2 separate regions of the Mus musculus genome follow, and region 2 is linked to region 1. The links are chromatin loops, found by intact Hi-C in ENCODE. Cell type or tissue: gastrocnemius. All regions are shown on one strand. Links, peaks and the distances in the headings refer to the core of each region. The heading gives the core; the rest is flanking DNA.

Evidence for each region. Hi-C counts contacts between places; a loop is a spot of excess contacts. Peaks named below come from ENCODE experiments on the same cell type or tissue, not always from the same donor. Only the 100,000 strongest peaks of a DNase experiment are listed, where the experiment ranks them.
Region 2: a loop joins it to region 1, with 2.6 times the contacts of the local background. A loop is called at or near these places in 2 of 42 quality-filtered maps.

The regions. Positions count from the first base shown.
Region 1 is chr16:24,071,037-24,078,434 of GRCm38, forward strand. It overlaps Gm46545 (predicted gene, 46545), which reads right to left. Exons shown (of 2, transcript NR_155457.1): 2 at 5,439-6,603. Among named protein-coding and RNA genes, the nearest start is that of Gm46545, 8.0 kb to the right of the region's middle. In gastrocnemius, for the core only: no CTCF peak of the experiment used is centred there; DNase peaks (open chromatin) are centred at 2,289 and 4,148; H3K27ac peaks cover 3,929 bases.
Region 2 is chr16:24,183,898-24,191,295 of GRCm38, forward strand. It overlaps Gm31814 (a long non-coding RNA gene), which reads right to left. Exons shown (of 3, transcript XR_003951916.1): 3 at 2,160-2,388. Among named protein-coding and RNA genes, the nearest start is that of Gm32126, 28 kb to the left of the region's middle. In gastrocnemius, for the core only: no CTCF peak of the experiment used is centred there; no DNase peak of the experiment used is centred there; H3K27ac peaks cover 4,586 bases.

The DNA of each region.
Region 1 (7,398 bases), core at 1,078-6,077:
AAAGAAACACAGTGACTTTTTACCTTGCCCCTCATCTGTCCTAATTTACTCCCACTCAGCTGCTCCATGTAATATGCCTGTTATCTGGCTTTTTAGGCACCGAGACTGTAATCTCTACAAGAGACACCCAAGCAGCATTTGGGGCCATTCCTTGTAATTACTTCCTAAGAGCCTCTAAAATTTTAGAAGCAAAGGTTGTATTCCATGAGAATCTCAACTCCAAAGCCTTGTGGGGCAGACTATCACATACCCTGGGTCTGTGTGGTTTGTTGATATATATTAAGTTCTTGATGCACACAGTGAGAAACTTTCATTCAGAGTGCCTGTAGTCTGTCCCCGTTGCAGATCATAATTTCCTAGAATGAGTTCGCTGGAAGTGGGGATGGGCAGGGAGGCATGGACTGACCTGCAGAAGGGGTAGAAATAAGCTTGACACACCACCGTTCCTGGAACCCATCATTCTACAGGGAAGACATTCTCCCCTGGTGGCCTTATGTTCAACTAGCTGAGTTTAACATCAGGACCCAGGGGCCTTTTGATTTACCCAGTGAGCTGTAATAAGCTGCAAGGCCTCAGGTACCATCGTGTATAGAACAAAACATTTGAACAAATTAGAAGCCTGCAGCGCTGGAAGCCTGGCCTTCATGGGACTAGAAAAGGCACACAAAGTACTGGGACTGGGAAGAAGTCTCTCTCTAAACATGTGATTACACAGCTCCTTTCAGCCGAGGTGCTTTGGGTTCCTCCATGATTCTAGAATTCTAGAATCCTCAGTCTCGAACCTAAATCAGAAGTCCAGGGGTCAGGGAAGGAGACCAGGTGGGTGGCCGAACCCAGAGAACAATCCAGTGGAGGAACACAGGTTCTCTTCAGCTATGTCCTGGATCGTGTCACTCCTTTGCTCCCGCCTCCCCTGATGCCCCATTTCTCCTGTAGTGACATCCCAAGTCTCTGAAAACACTCACAATCCACAGACTTGCTTCTATGTTGCCTCTTTGGGCTTCATGCCCACTCCTTTCCCAGGCCCCTCTACCCCAGCACGATCAGACACTGCTATAGTGACACAGCTTCCTTCTCTCTAGAATGCATTTTGAGGCTTTCTTCTGGGCAGGCACTTCTATGGTTATATGATTGGTAAGCCCCTGCTCTCCACAAAAAGCTGGAATCTCACCTCCGCTGTAGCTCTACATCAGCCTGTGCATTGGTCCCTGGCCACCCCAAACCAGGGCTTTCTGCTGCCGGGACTTTAGCCCTCTTAGCACAGTAGATCTTTGCCCTGCTTAGGATATAGAATAACATTGGTCTCCCTGCTAGGAGGCAGGTCCTTCAGAGGCCTGTAGACCTCTGAAGTGTGCCTGCTCAGCCAAAGCTCCCTGAATAGAAGAGAAAGCAATGAAAGAGAATGTAAGAATTACCATTTTTGAAGTATTTTAAGCTTCATAGAGCAGTAGCAAAGACAATACAGGTTTCAAATAAATTCCTTGCAAATGCTCAATTGTATCACCATATTTCCCCGGAGATTAGCCATATCAACATTAACGTTACTAGTTTCAACTCCAATGGCATCTGCAGAACCCCTTGGGTTGCAAATGCCCTCTCCTCCCCAGCCCTCTCTTCCCCACTCTCTGCTCTCTCCTCTTTTCTTTTCTCAACTCTCCTCTCCACACATCAACTCACTCATACCACCTATAGTGCAAGGCTAGGGAGGAGAAAAGAGAGTATATCCACGAACAGATTAAAGAGGCTCTTCAAGGCTTCATGGTTTGAAAGAGAAGGATCAAATCGTAAGTGAGCCGGGGTTTCCTAACTCATGGCTTGTCCCTGTTTCTTTGGGCAATGCTGCCATTTTTCCAATCAGGTTCCATTGCCTCTGCTCTGGCTGCATGGGCTAGCATGGTTTTTTCCTTTCCTTTCCTTTCCTTTCCTTTCCTTTCCTTTCCTTTCCTTTCCTTTCCTTTCCTTCCCTTGCCTTCCCTTCCCTTCCCTTCCCTTCCCTTCCTTCCTTCCTTCCCTTCCCTTCCCTTCCCTTCCCTTCCCTTCCCTTCCCTTCCCTTCCCTTTCTTTCTTTTTTTGTATTTCTGACAAGGTGAAGATGGCAGCTGCCTCTTCAGCTTGTATGCTGGGCTGGCCCTGAGCAGCTGTAACTCACACTACCAAGTGCTGAGACACCAACATTCCTGCCCCTACACGGCATATCCTCCCCTCACTCAATCATTCTGCACCCGAAGTGCCAGAGGGAGGAGGTGCTGCCAGCCGTGGCTTACCACAGGGTCCTCAGGCGCCCTGCAGCCTGGTGACTGGGATGCCATCTGGCACCCGCCACAGCTGCAGGGCCTCCAGCCTGGCCTAGAAATCCAGAGTGGGCTCTTGGCATTGGCGCAAGAAAGCCCTCTAGCCTCTGGTCAGTATGTCCATCCTTTCCTAGATGGAACAAGCCACTGATTGTCTCCAGGCCTCAGCCTCCTCAGCTGTCAGGACAGGAGAAGAAGTGAATTTGGGAGTACTTGATCTTTCATTTTTCTCAGCCCTGGATCCCCTTATATTCAGGAAGGAGTCTTAGGTCCTGTTCCCAAGTAGAAACAGTACTCAGTATGGAGAAATGGAGACTCATGAGCAGTGAAAAAGTAGCGTCAGAGGGAGAGATCTGATATGGATGCTATGGTGAGGATCAGATGACTTCAGCATAGGTCAAGCATGCAGTCAGTGGTCAAATATTTGCAACAGCAGTAGTGAGAATGACATCTATCCCGAGTCTCATCTGCTCCCGTCATCCATCCGAAGCCAGGCCCTTGCTTTCCGCTGCCATGTGTTCTCTGTGCCAAGGGTGCACACACGCCTCTGTCCCAGCTTCCTAAAACATAGCTGTGCTATGCATTCCTTTCCTGTTCAGAATCCTTCACTGATGCCCAAGCACCCCAGGAGTTAGGTGTCAATGCTTCACACTGTGCATCAAGAGTCACAACACATGGGTCCCCCCTCCTAACCTTCCCAGCCTTCTTGGTTCCCCACACCTGCCCAGTGCTTTGGTAAACCTGCCTTTCGTGACCAACAACAGGTGCTAGTTGTTGATGTCTGGCAAAGAGCAATAAGATCGTATGTTAGATGTGGCTCTGGAGTCAGAAAAAAATTAATGTTGGATGGCTGTGTGGCCCTCAGCAATCTCTGAGCCTTGGTGTCCCCACTTCTAAAGAAGGATTTGTAAATGGTACCTCAGGACTGTGAGGACAGAAGCCAGATGGAGAGCGTCTGATCTCCAGTGAGTACCACTACTCAGTACCCCTTGTTACTCGGTGCTCCCATACTCTGGCTGGGTCCTGCCTAATACTGACCCCTTCCTGACGGACTGAGATATGCTTCCCTAGTACGCCTTCTGCACACACCCTGCTTTTCCCTTTGTAGAAGTCAGGTCTGGTTCTTCTTCTCAGTCTCGTGCTGTCAGAAAGAAGACTCAGGCTCAACATATATTTACAAATGCCTTGGCCATACAGCTAGGCTCTTCTCTGACTCGATCATAACTTAGATTAAACCCATTTATCCTAATCTACATTCTGCCATGTGACTGGTTACCTGTGCTCAGGTACCACACATCGATCTCCTCACATTTTCCCTGGTGAATTTCCTGTGCCTGGCACTATCCCAAAATCCTTTCTGCTTTTTGGATGTCCCACCTCCAACTTTCTGACTCCGCTATAGGGCATCAGTTATACTATTGACAGGTGTCACATCCATACAGACACAAGATATTTTCTCTACACCCCTCATAGTCTAGTGACTTGATTCTTCTTTTCTTTTTCCTTTTTCTTTTTCTTTTTCCTCTTTTTTCTTTTTTCTTTTCTTTCCTTTCTTTTCCTTCCCTTTCCTTCCCTTTTCTTTCCATCCCTTCCCTTTTCTTTTCTTTCCCTTTTCTGTCAGAGTGAAGCCCCTGAATGTAAGAAGAAATCTTTCACCAACCAGCCAGCACTTCAAAGGTGTCAACCAGAGTACGTTGGACAATGAGCTAAAACAATGAAATTAGAGTGAAAGTATGGATCAGGGAGATCTATAGACGCACACTGAAATCCTAAGGGTAGGCTACCTCTTCCATGGTCAGTACAGGATGGCTGAGTGCCAGCTCTAAGTCATGCATGTCACCCTGTAGGAGTGGATAAAGCCATTAGCGAGCCTGGGTGGGGATAGCTTTCTTTGCTCGGGTTGTGTTGCAGTACAGGAGGGTTGAACCCAATGAGCAAGTAGGGGTGAGGGAGGAGAGGCAATGAGAAAGTGTGATTTTTATTTGTTTACCTCTCACCTGTCGGGGCACCTTGGGCCATGGATGAAATGAATTAGGCTTTAAAAAAACCAAACCAAACCAAAAAAATGAACCAGTCACTCTTCAACATGGTCCGCAGAGCAGCAGCAATGGAATTCCATACCAGAGCAACAGAAATATAGAAGTGGATTGACAGTCGGAATCAGCAACTTCAGAGGGGGCCCAAGCAATCACCTATTCTATCTGGTCCTCATGTTCTGAGGCACGGTCAAGTTTGAGAACCACAGGGCTATCTATACACAGGGACTTTTAAAGTCCTTTCCTTTTGTTTGTAGTTGCAATGGTCTATATTTCTTCTATTGATGTCTTAGTCCTTTTGCTGATGAAGGAGCAGATACTCACCCTCACTCATTCCATTTATATGTTCTACCCAGCAAAGTCCTTGTCCTCTAAGACCTCAAGAACATCCACAGTTTAGGACCCTGGGGTGTCCCTGGACATGTGCTCTAGTGGTGGATCCTTTGAGAAGACATCCTATGTTGGCATTCTGATCCAGGGCCTAGCAGGCCCAAGGCAGGGTTTATGTCAGAGGCCTCAGGGAGGGTGAGGCTGAGGTCCAAAGAGGCCTGGTGAGGAGGGAGGCTGAGGTTCAGGGGTGTGACAGTGTAATCCCCTTACCCAGTGTCCCATCCTGGGGATGTGAAGAAAAGCTGTCCTGTGTTCTAAGAGGCTGGTTGCAGCCTCAATTCATTTTCACATTGGCTGCCTTTGGGGCCAATATGCCTCCACCCTGAATTTTCTATCCCTTTCAATGGGGCTCAGCAAATCATATGAAAAAGTCAAGAGGCTGTTTAAGAAGCACTCATCTGGACCCACAGACACACACACACACACACACTCTCTCTCTCTCTCTCTCTCTCTCTCTCTCTGCCCCTCCTCCAATGCCATGATGATTCACTTCACATCTCTTCTCCTGTCATTTTATGGAGTCATGATGATGGTGAGGATGAGCTTTAGGGGATAGAGTGGGTGTGGGGAACTCCGTGGTTAGAGGACCTCGCAGTGGGGACACCCTGTTGCAGAAGCAGAACTCAAATGGTTTGGGTAATTATCTGTATGATAGATGAAATCCAAAGAGCACAGAACCAAAGAAAGACAAACACCCATTCCCTGATGCCCACCCCACCCCACCCCCAGCAGCCAGGCACCCACTCTTTTACCCCAAAGCAGAGATCATACCAAGAGCAGAAAGAGGCAGGGTGGAGAAGCAGAAGGGCAGTTCTGGGCCCTGGAGCTTGTGACAGTGGCTACCTTCCTAACCATCCCAGCAGATGTCCCTCTAGCAGACAGGCAGAAGGAAGTCTCTGTGGTCTGGGGCCCCACCCTGGATAGTTCTGTAATGGTGCCATTCTCAGAAGAGGAAGTGCAATGCCATGGGTAGGCACCGAGGTCTTTCTCCCAAGGGACACTCTACTTCTTGGTCCAGGTGATATTGAATGATATCCGTGGCTATTCCATCTCTTTGTGTCTTGCTCTCTGAAAGTAGAGAATGTTAGCCATGCCAGCACAAGCCCCTTGCCTAGGCACGTGAGAAAGCACAGTGGATAGGGCTGTTTATATTGGCACTTCTCCTTTATCTAACGTTGCCAGCTATAGGAGTTTCACGTGCAGTATCTCATCGGTGCCCTCTGTCAAGCCTGGCCATACATTCTTAGCCTTGTAAGGAAAACAAGATGGAGAGAGGTTGGTTTCCAGTGTCACACAGCAAGTCTAGAGTGGCTTAGGGGTTTTGAGTAGAGACTTGTCATTTCAGCACAACATTCTGCTCTCTCACCCATGAAAATTCAAGGCCTTTTCAAGAAAATGCTATCCCCTGGTTGTGCCATCATTGCCTCATGCCTCTGACTCTCCAGATGCTTGCAATTCTCACAAACAATATTCTGTTTCCCTCGTTTCTGGAATCCAGCCTCTCGACACGCGGGCAGATTTGGCTGTGACCTCTACTCTATTTTCTTCAGAGTCCAGACAGAATTCCTTAAGAGTCCACAAGGACTTATTGCATTTACTAGTTCTCAATGAGGTCAAAGGGAAACATTGGTCCTGTGGGTTCTCCGGAGCATGACTCTGACCTCTATAGCAGCTTGGGCCTTGAGATGGTGAGACTTCATAAGAGAAGGCAGACTCCTAAGACATTCCGGGTTGGGGGCTCTTCCCAGTGGGTGCCATTGTTCCCCATGGTTGGGAATCACAGTGTGGGCTCAGGCCCCCTCTGCTCTGGAGCTGGGCACCTTCCCCACTTGCTCTCTTGGTGGCCAGTCCCACACCTGTTTCTTAATTCTCTTCTCACCACACTTCTGAAATAAAGATGGTTAACAGCTGTCTATAAAATGCTTTCTGACCAGGCATCAGGCATTGTACCAGAGCCAAGTACTGTGGAACAAATGAGCTCTGCCCAGACTCACCTCCCAAGGCATTCAAGTGTGGGAGAAACCCAAAATGCCGTGGCTGGAGAGGGTATTTTAGCAGTTGACACACCAAACAATCTACTCAGCCTCATTCACCCTGAGGCCTCGGACACAAGCCCCGCCTCAGGCCTGCTGGGCCACTGGACCAGGATGCTAACATAGGATGTCTTCTCAAGTTGGGATGGCCTATATGACTCTACATCTAATGACATCTCCTAATAGCATCTGACTCCTCTTCCAGAAGGCAACCCAGTTCTTCCCAGTACACCACTGTCAGGAAGTTCTGTCCTGCAACAACTGGGGAATTGTCCATTTTCCATCTTCTCCACCCTTCACTACTTTGTCCTCTGAAAGAATCCCCAAGGTAGTCTGCCTTTCCTCTCCATTTCTGGCAGTAGACAGAAGGCAGAGCCTTCATGTCCTCTCTTTCTAGGGAGACTGAGGTTGCCCTCTGCAGTGAGCATAAAAAAGAGGCACAAGACACTGAGTTTCACCTTCATCTCATCCATCTCTATTGATTTTATTGATTTGATAATGAGCTTTCTCCATGTCCTCACATATGTGTGTCCTGGAGGTGCCTGCCAGCTTACTGCTGGAATACTGTGTTCTGGGCTCCATGGAAAAATCACAAAGTCAATAACAAATGGAAAGGGAAGAAGGGAGGGAGGGAGGGAGGGAGGGAGG
Region 2 (7,398 bases), core at 1,171-6,170, 110 kb after region 1:
GAAAAGGGAAGATGATATTTGGCCTCCACCAATCTTCCCTCCACCCATTCCCAGGGCTCCTACAGCTTTCCTCTCACCCACCTGGCTATTTCATTATCTCTTGGGTTTGTTCTATAGCTTTATAGTTTAAAATTCTTTAACATTTCTCATTGAAAGTGATATTCAACACTTCACTGGGGGATAGATGGGACAGATTTTTAAAGTAGAGAAGAGGCGATTATATGTATTTATATTTATATCTGGATGTATATCAACAAAGGTTACACAGAAAGCAGTATAATAGGGGGTGGCATCAGGTAAAGGCACTTGCCACCATGAAAGGACTGACTCCTACAAGCTGTCCACTGTCCTGTACAAGCGCAGGAAGGCACATGTACGTATACACACACACACACACACACACACACACACACACACACACACACACACAAGCACATTCATCAGTTAATTTAAAACTTTTAAAGACAGCAGTATAGTCCAACTGACTCCATGCTCAGAGCCCCTGTGATCTTTTTTTTATTATCCATCTTGCATGTCTAATTAAATAAAAAGCTTTCTATAATACTATTGTTCTCAGATGACTTGTCCATTCACAGACGCTCGGCAACTCCTAAACACCCAACAGTTAAAACTGCAGCCATTCATTTGGAGTCTCCTTGCATTCATTTACAATGGTGGCTTTGAAATGTCCTCCTGACATTATTTGTACTGCTTCAGCCTTTAGGGGTTGTTTGAACCCCCACAACATGCATTTAAGCCTCTGGAGTATTGCCCTGGGTTTACACCTCAACACATTACAAAATGCTTTCTCCTGGAAAAAAAAAACAAAAACAAAAACATTTCTGGATTCACCCTGGCTCATAGTGATTCTTCCTCCTGACATTCCAATGCTTGAATCTGCCACAACACTCACTCTCTGGACCTTCAGTGCAAAGGAACATCAGGAAGGCATGCAAACTGCCTCCGCAGGCTGGTCTGGTTTGCTTTCATCAACTGGACACCAAGTAGAGTCACCCAGAAAGAGGGACTCTCACTTGAGATTTCCTTCCATCAGACTGACCTGTGGGTATATACCCGTGAGACATGTTCTTGATTAATGATGACTATGAGATGACTTGGTACACTGTGGGAGGTGCCATACCGGGATACATGGTCCTGAGTTGTGTAAGAAAGCAGGTTTAAACCACACTAAATCCTAGTGCTGAGAAGGGGAAGTAGATGCAGAGCCCCGCCCCTAAGAAGTTATTTGGGATTGATTGTCAGCTTCTGGGAAAGAGAAAGTCCATTTTCTCCAATGGAGTGTCACTGGATCTACCAACCACAGCCCAGGGCAGGTCCCATGCCCAGGAATAGTGTACTAACACTAAACAAACTCCTTGTTTGTGGGTTGGTTTTTTCATATCTTTTAGTGGCTTTGTTTTGATCATTGGGAAATTTGTTTCTTTGTTGTTGTTGTTGGTGGTGGTGGTGGCTTTTTTCTTTAAAGAGAGAAAGAAAGAACATAAAGTTAGGTAAATAGGGTGAGCCTTCAGGAAGAGCAAGGGTTGAGAGGGAGGAGTTTGGGGCTTAGGAACAGCCAGCTTCTTGCTCTGGGGTCCATCTCTGCCTCTGAGATAGTCCGAAGAACATGTGCCACCCACATTAGTTCTATGTGTTTACTCATCCTTTGAAGTGACTAATTAAATTCCACATGCTTAAGACATATAGCATGATGTTTTGATATCAGTACACATTATGGAATGACTAAATCAAACTAATTAATGTATGAATCACCTTATCATTTTTATAATGCTGAAAAGAAATTCTTTGGAATTTTTTTAAGAGGACAATATATTATTATCCTATATTATCTCTGCTCACCATGTGCAATAATATTCTCCATTTTCTCTGTGTAACTGAAATTCTGCATTCTTTTTACCAGTCTCCTCAGTCCATTCCATAACCTCTAGAATGACCATTCTCCTTGCTACTATGGTTCAGTTTTTTTGAGCCTGTAAATGCCATATTGTTTCTTTGGGGTTCAGGGCTCGCATCATGGACAGGCTGCAGAGGGCCATGTAGCCCTAACACTTTTATACCCTCCCTTCATTTACCACCCCCACCAACTCTAAATCAGCCAAGATATTTTAAACCTTGTTTTGATCTTCTTTGCATATCAGTTACACTATTTCTGAGGGTGTTTATTTTTATTTTTTTTTCCGGTGGTGAGCACATTGCTTTGAGCCCTTTTTGTAGCACGTTTCCACTTCCTCTCACTTTCCCGCATGCCTCTGTGACCTCTAGGCATGTGGCTCAGAGCAGGCTAGATGATTTTCATAGGGCTGGGAGCTTTGCTGTAGCCTGGGGACATAGGTTCTTCCGCCTCTGGTGTCCCATCGCTCCTGACATCTGCAGAGATGAGATGAAATTTCAGTTGTTTCCTTTGCCCTATCTCCCGAGGAATCAGCTCTCATCCCCAGTCAGAGAGAGGGGAAAGGCAGTGAACTGCACAGAACAGAGGCCAGGGATAGCTCTGATAGTAATTTGGAGAAAAATCCTCATCCTGTTTAGGTTGAACTTAAAATTCCCAAAGCTCCTGTTTCTTTGTTTCCAGCATACTTACGAGCATAAGAACTTGGCTGGATCAGCCGGGCGTGGTGGCGCACGCCTTTAATCCCAGCACTCGGGAGGCAGAGGCAGGCAGATTTCTGAGTTCAAGGCCAGCCTGGTCTACAAAGTGAGTTCCAGGACTGCAAGGGCTATACAGGGAAACCCTGTCACGAAAAACCAAACAACCAAACAAACAAACATTTACTGACTTACTGGATCAATAGCAAAGTAACGATGAACTAAGGGACTAGAACCAATGCATTAGAGATATTGGAGGATTGAGCAAGCATTAAGAGGTGTTTGTTAAGGGTTTTTTGGTTTGTTTGTTTTTTAACTGAGTTATCCCTTTCTGAGAGTGTCCTGTGTTCTTTGACTCATAGGACATACGTATTAAGCCCTGTGAGTGAGTTGCACTGTGACTGAGCCACGCACTCCCACATTCTTCATACAAAAGCATACTCAATTAGTCAGCTAGTAATATTATTTGTCCAGTACTCACACTTGTTCTCACTGGTTACAAACCTACCTACTGATGTGAACTGTGTTGGGCATTTATTTTGAAAGCCCTAGCTTTAATGGTCACAATTCCTTAACTATCCAGAAAAACAAAGGCATCCTGGCCTGTTAGAAACTAAGTTTCAGAGTGGAAAAACAGGTAAGAGGGGCCTGCTGAAGCCAGATGGTGAGATTCAGATAGAAACCTCCATTTGCCTCCTGTGCAGTTTGGGACAAGTTGAAGTCTTTGAAATGGAAACAAAGCTGTTCGTTAGACCTGCATATCACTGCAAGAGATAACTCTCCTCGTCAGCGCTAAGTGCTCCACACAGCTAGCTCGGCTATCACCGTGTTAGACAGGAAATTAAAGGTCATTTTGTCCTGTCCTCTCACTTGAAAGAAGAGGAAACTTTGACTATGGTTGTGCCACCCAGATGGTTCATAGCTGCGCTGACTAGAACTTTGACTTTGATTTTGGGGCAATGTCTCTGTCTGTAGCCCAGGTTTGCCACAAATTTGCAGCAAGTCTCCTGCCTCACTGTCTCTAGCATCTTTTTCTTTTTCTTTTCTTTTTCTTTTTTTTTTTTTTTTTTTTTTTTGGGGGTGGGGGAGGTTTCAAGACAGGGTTTCTCTGTATAGCCCTGGCTGTCCTGGAACTCACTTTGTGGACCAGGCTGGCCTTGAACCCAGAAATCCGCCTGCCTCTGCCTCCCAAGTGCTGGGATTAAAGGCATGCACCACCACCGCCAGGCTTTTTTTTTTTTTTTTTTAACCATTTTCTTAATAAAAAGCAATGGGTTCCTGAATTTTCAGGATGGTCTTCCCTTCCCAGAACATATTTAGGAGATGTGGATGCTCCTATTTGCTTTAAGTTAGTACAGTATTTGCCTGTAGTGGCTTGAAAAAGATGACGGCTCCATCTGTCTTGTGTTTTAAGTGCAGATTCAGGGCCCTGATTCTTTGGTTTGAGAAGACGTGAGGATGAGTAAAGTTCTGGGAAAGTACACCAGCATCAAGCCTTCCTTTTGCTGTTGAACAGGCCGGTGTACTTTCCCAGAACTGAAGAAAGAGACCAGGGTGGGGAGGTTGGAGACAGAGACCGACCACTCCCCCCAAACAACAAACAATCCCATTGCTTTTAACACCAATTCCTCATGTAGATGTTGCCACAAGAAGCTTTAGCTGTCAACCGGACATTAACCTGAGTCACCTCTGGGAAGAGGGAGCCTCAGTTGAGGAATTTCCCACGTTGGAGTGGACTGTGGGCACTTTCTTGATTGCTAATGGTGAAGGAGGCCCTGTGGGCTACATCAAGCCTAGGCAGGTGGGACTGGGCTGTGTAAGGAGGTAGCTGAATGTGAGCCTGAAAGCAAGCCAGTGTCTTCCACTTCTTGCTTTCAGGTCACTGCCCTGAGCTCCTGCTGAAATCAACTCCTTTCCTCCTCACGTTGCTTTTGGTCCTGATATTTATCACAGCAAGAGAAAGCAAACCAAACACAAATGTGAGTCATCCGACTCTAACTTCTTTCTTTTTCCCTCTAGCCACAAAGAAGTCAGGCAACGCATAGAAAACACGATAACGGACAAAGAAGACCGTATAAAAATGAATACCAACCCAATATCATAAAAATAGACTACAATATCTCTAGTTCCACGCTCTCTGTGTGATAGCCACTGTATTTAGCTACATTATTAAATAAGATTTAAGATTTAAAGTTTGGGCTCACTGGACATACTTTAAGGCTTACTAGCCACATGCAGCTAATGACTTCTTACTGGACAATCATTGCAAATAAAAATACTGCCACAATTATAGGACTTTCTATTGGGCAGTGTTGTCTATACAGATAACACATTTGCAAGAACTTAACAAAATATTGACTCTGGGTGTCATGTTATCCGACCCCAAAAGAGATAAATTAGAATCAGTGCTGCATTAGCAATTCATCAAAGAAAATGAACCTTTTTGGGTACTTAGACCTAAAAAGAATCCCACGTGGTATTTCATGCAAATACTCATGTACTGACAGAGCAATTAATGCCAAGAGCCTTAGAGACAAAGTAATGACGAATTTTAAACTTAATTTTTGTCAAAGTTGACGGTATTAGTTACTAAAACTTAACTCATTGGAACTAAGACTTCAGTGATACATTTAGAATTTACAGGAAGATCTTAGTGGCTTGGCTGAAGTGAATTTACATGGATAATGAGGCCTGAGGGGCAAGATGAAACAGGAATGTTGATCTGGAAGGCAAGCCTCCAAACACAAGGAAGACATACACAGAGGTTCAGATATTGAAAAAGCATTAGGAAGTGTGATAGGGAGAAAGCTCAGTGAATATTAAATATGATGTAGAGAGTGAGAGATGAAGACAAGCAGGGTGTCAGAGCCAGATCAGAAAGGGCTGCATGGTTCACCGTGAGCAGTTCAGCAGGAATAGAACTATCTTACAGCTTCAGAAAAGTCATTCTGGGAGCTGAGAACACAAATCATCCCATAGCGTAATACAAATTCCATCACTGTAATCTTAGGACGCTGAGGCACAAGTATTCTGAGTTCTCAGCCAGGATTATGGATAAAACTCCAGGCCATAGAGTGAAACCCTGTCTCAAAATGTAAGAAGGGGGTGGTTAAGATGAGTGGAGAAAAACCAGTCACTTCTCTATGAAAATCTTGCTTATGGGGTAGTCAAAAATAGGGAGGAAAAATACGAAGATGGATGGAAATAAGCTAGTGACCAGTATGCTGGTTTAACTGGATGCCTGCACGTAGAAGACTATAAATAGATTGATAGCTATCATCCTGCACAAAACTCAAGTCCAAATGGATCAAAGACCTCAACATAAACCTCAATCAGATATGCTGAATCTGATCCATGAGAAAGTGGGCAATAACCTTGAATGCATTGGCACAGGAGGCAACTTTTTGAACAGAACATCAATAGTGCAAGCACTAGATCAACAGTTGATAAATGGGACCTCATGGAACTGAAAAGCTTCTGTAAAGCAACAGATACAATAGGGCAAAACAACAAACTACAGAAAGGAAAAAAAATTTTCACCAACTCCACATCCAACAAAAGGCTAATATCCAAAATATATAAAGAACAAAAGAAACTAAGCATCAACGCACTAAATAATCCAATTTTAAAATGGAGTATTGATCTAAAAAGAATTCTCAACAACAACAAAAAATCTCAAATAGCTGAGAAAATGCTTAGAGAAATGTACAACATCCTTAGCCACTGAGGAAATGCAAATCAAACAACTGAGATTCCATCTTACACCTGTCAAAATGGCTAAGATCAAAACTACAAGTGACAGCTTACGCTGGCGAGGATTTGGAGAGAGGGGCACACTCCTCCATTGCTGGTGGGAGTGCAAACGTGCTGCCCACTTTGGAAAATAATATGGCAGTTTCCCAATCAGAACATTGGGAATCAATATACCTCATGATCCAGCCATACCTCTCCTGGGTAAATACCCAAAGCATGTTCCATCCTGCCACAAGGTTACTTGCCCAGCTATGTTCATAGCAGCTTTATTCATAGTAGCCAGAAACTGGAAGCAACCGAGATGTCCCTTAACTAAAGAATGGATTTTTTTTAGCAAAGTAATACATTTACACAATGGAGTATTATTATTCAGATGTTTAAAAGAAATGGCATCATGAAATTTTCAGGCAAATGGATACAAGTAGAAAAAAACAAAAACAAAAACAAAAACCAACCCGAGTAAAGTTAGCTAGACCCAACAGGACAAACATGTTATGCACTCACTTACACATAGATATTAGCTGTAAAGGATAATCATGGTATAATCCACAGACCTAGAGAGGCTTATCCACACACATGCTATAATCCACAGACAAGAAGGGTTGTAAGGATCTTCCTGGGAAGGGGAAATAGAATAGGTTTCTTGAATGGACTCGGGGCTGCTGGGTTGGGAGTAGGAGGGATTAGGTGCAGGGGATAGAAGGAGAGAAGACTGGGAGAGACGACTGGAATTGAGGGCCATTTCAGGGACCAGGTAAAAATCTAGTGCAATGGAAACTCCGTGGAGTCTACTGTGGTGACAGGATTGAAGGCTCCCAGTAATGGGGGGCCTAGAGCCTGAGCCAGTCATCATCTGTAGCTAGGCAGAGCCTCAAGTGGACCCAGCCACAGACCCTCCAACCTACAGTTTTTCATGCCTACAGGATGTGCTGGGACCAGAGCCTAGCATAATCATCATCAAAGAGACTCCATCCAGAAACTGATGGGAGCAGATGCAGAGCCCCACAGCCAAATCTTGGGTGGAGCTTGAGGAGTCCT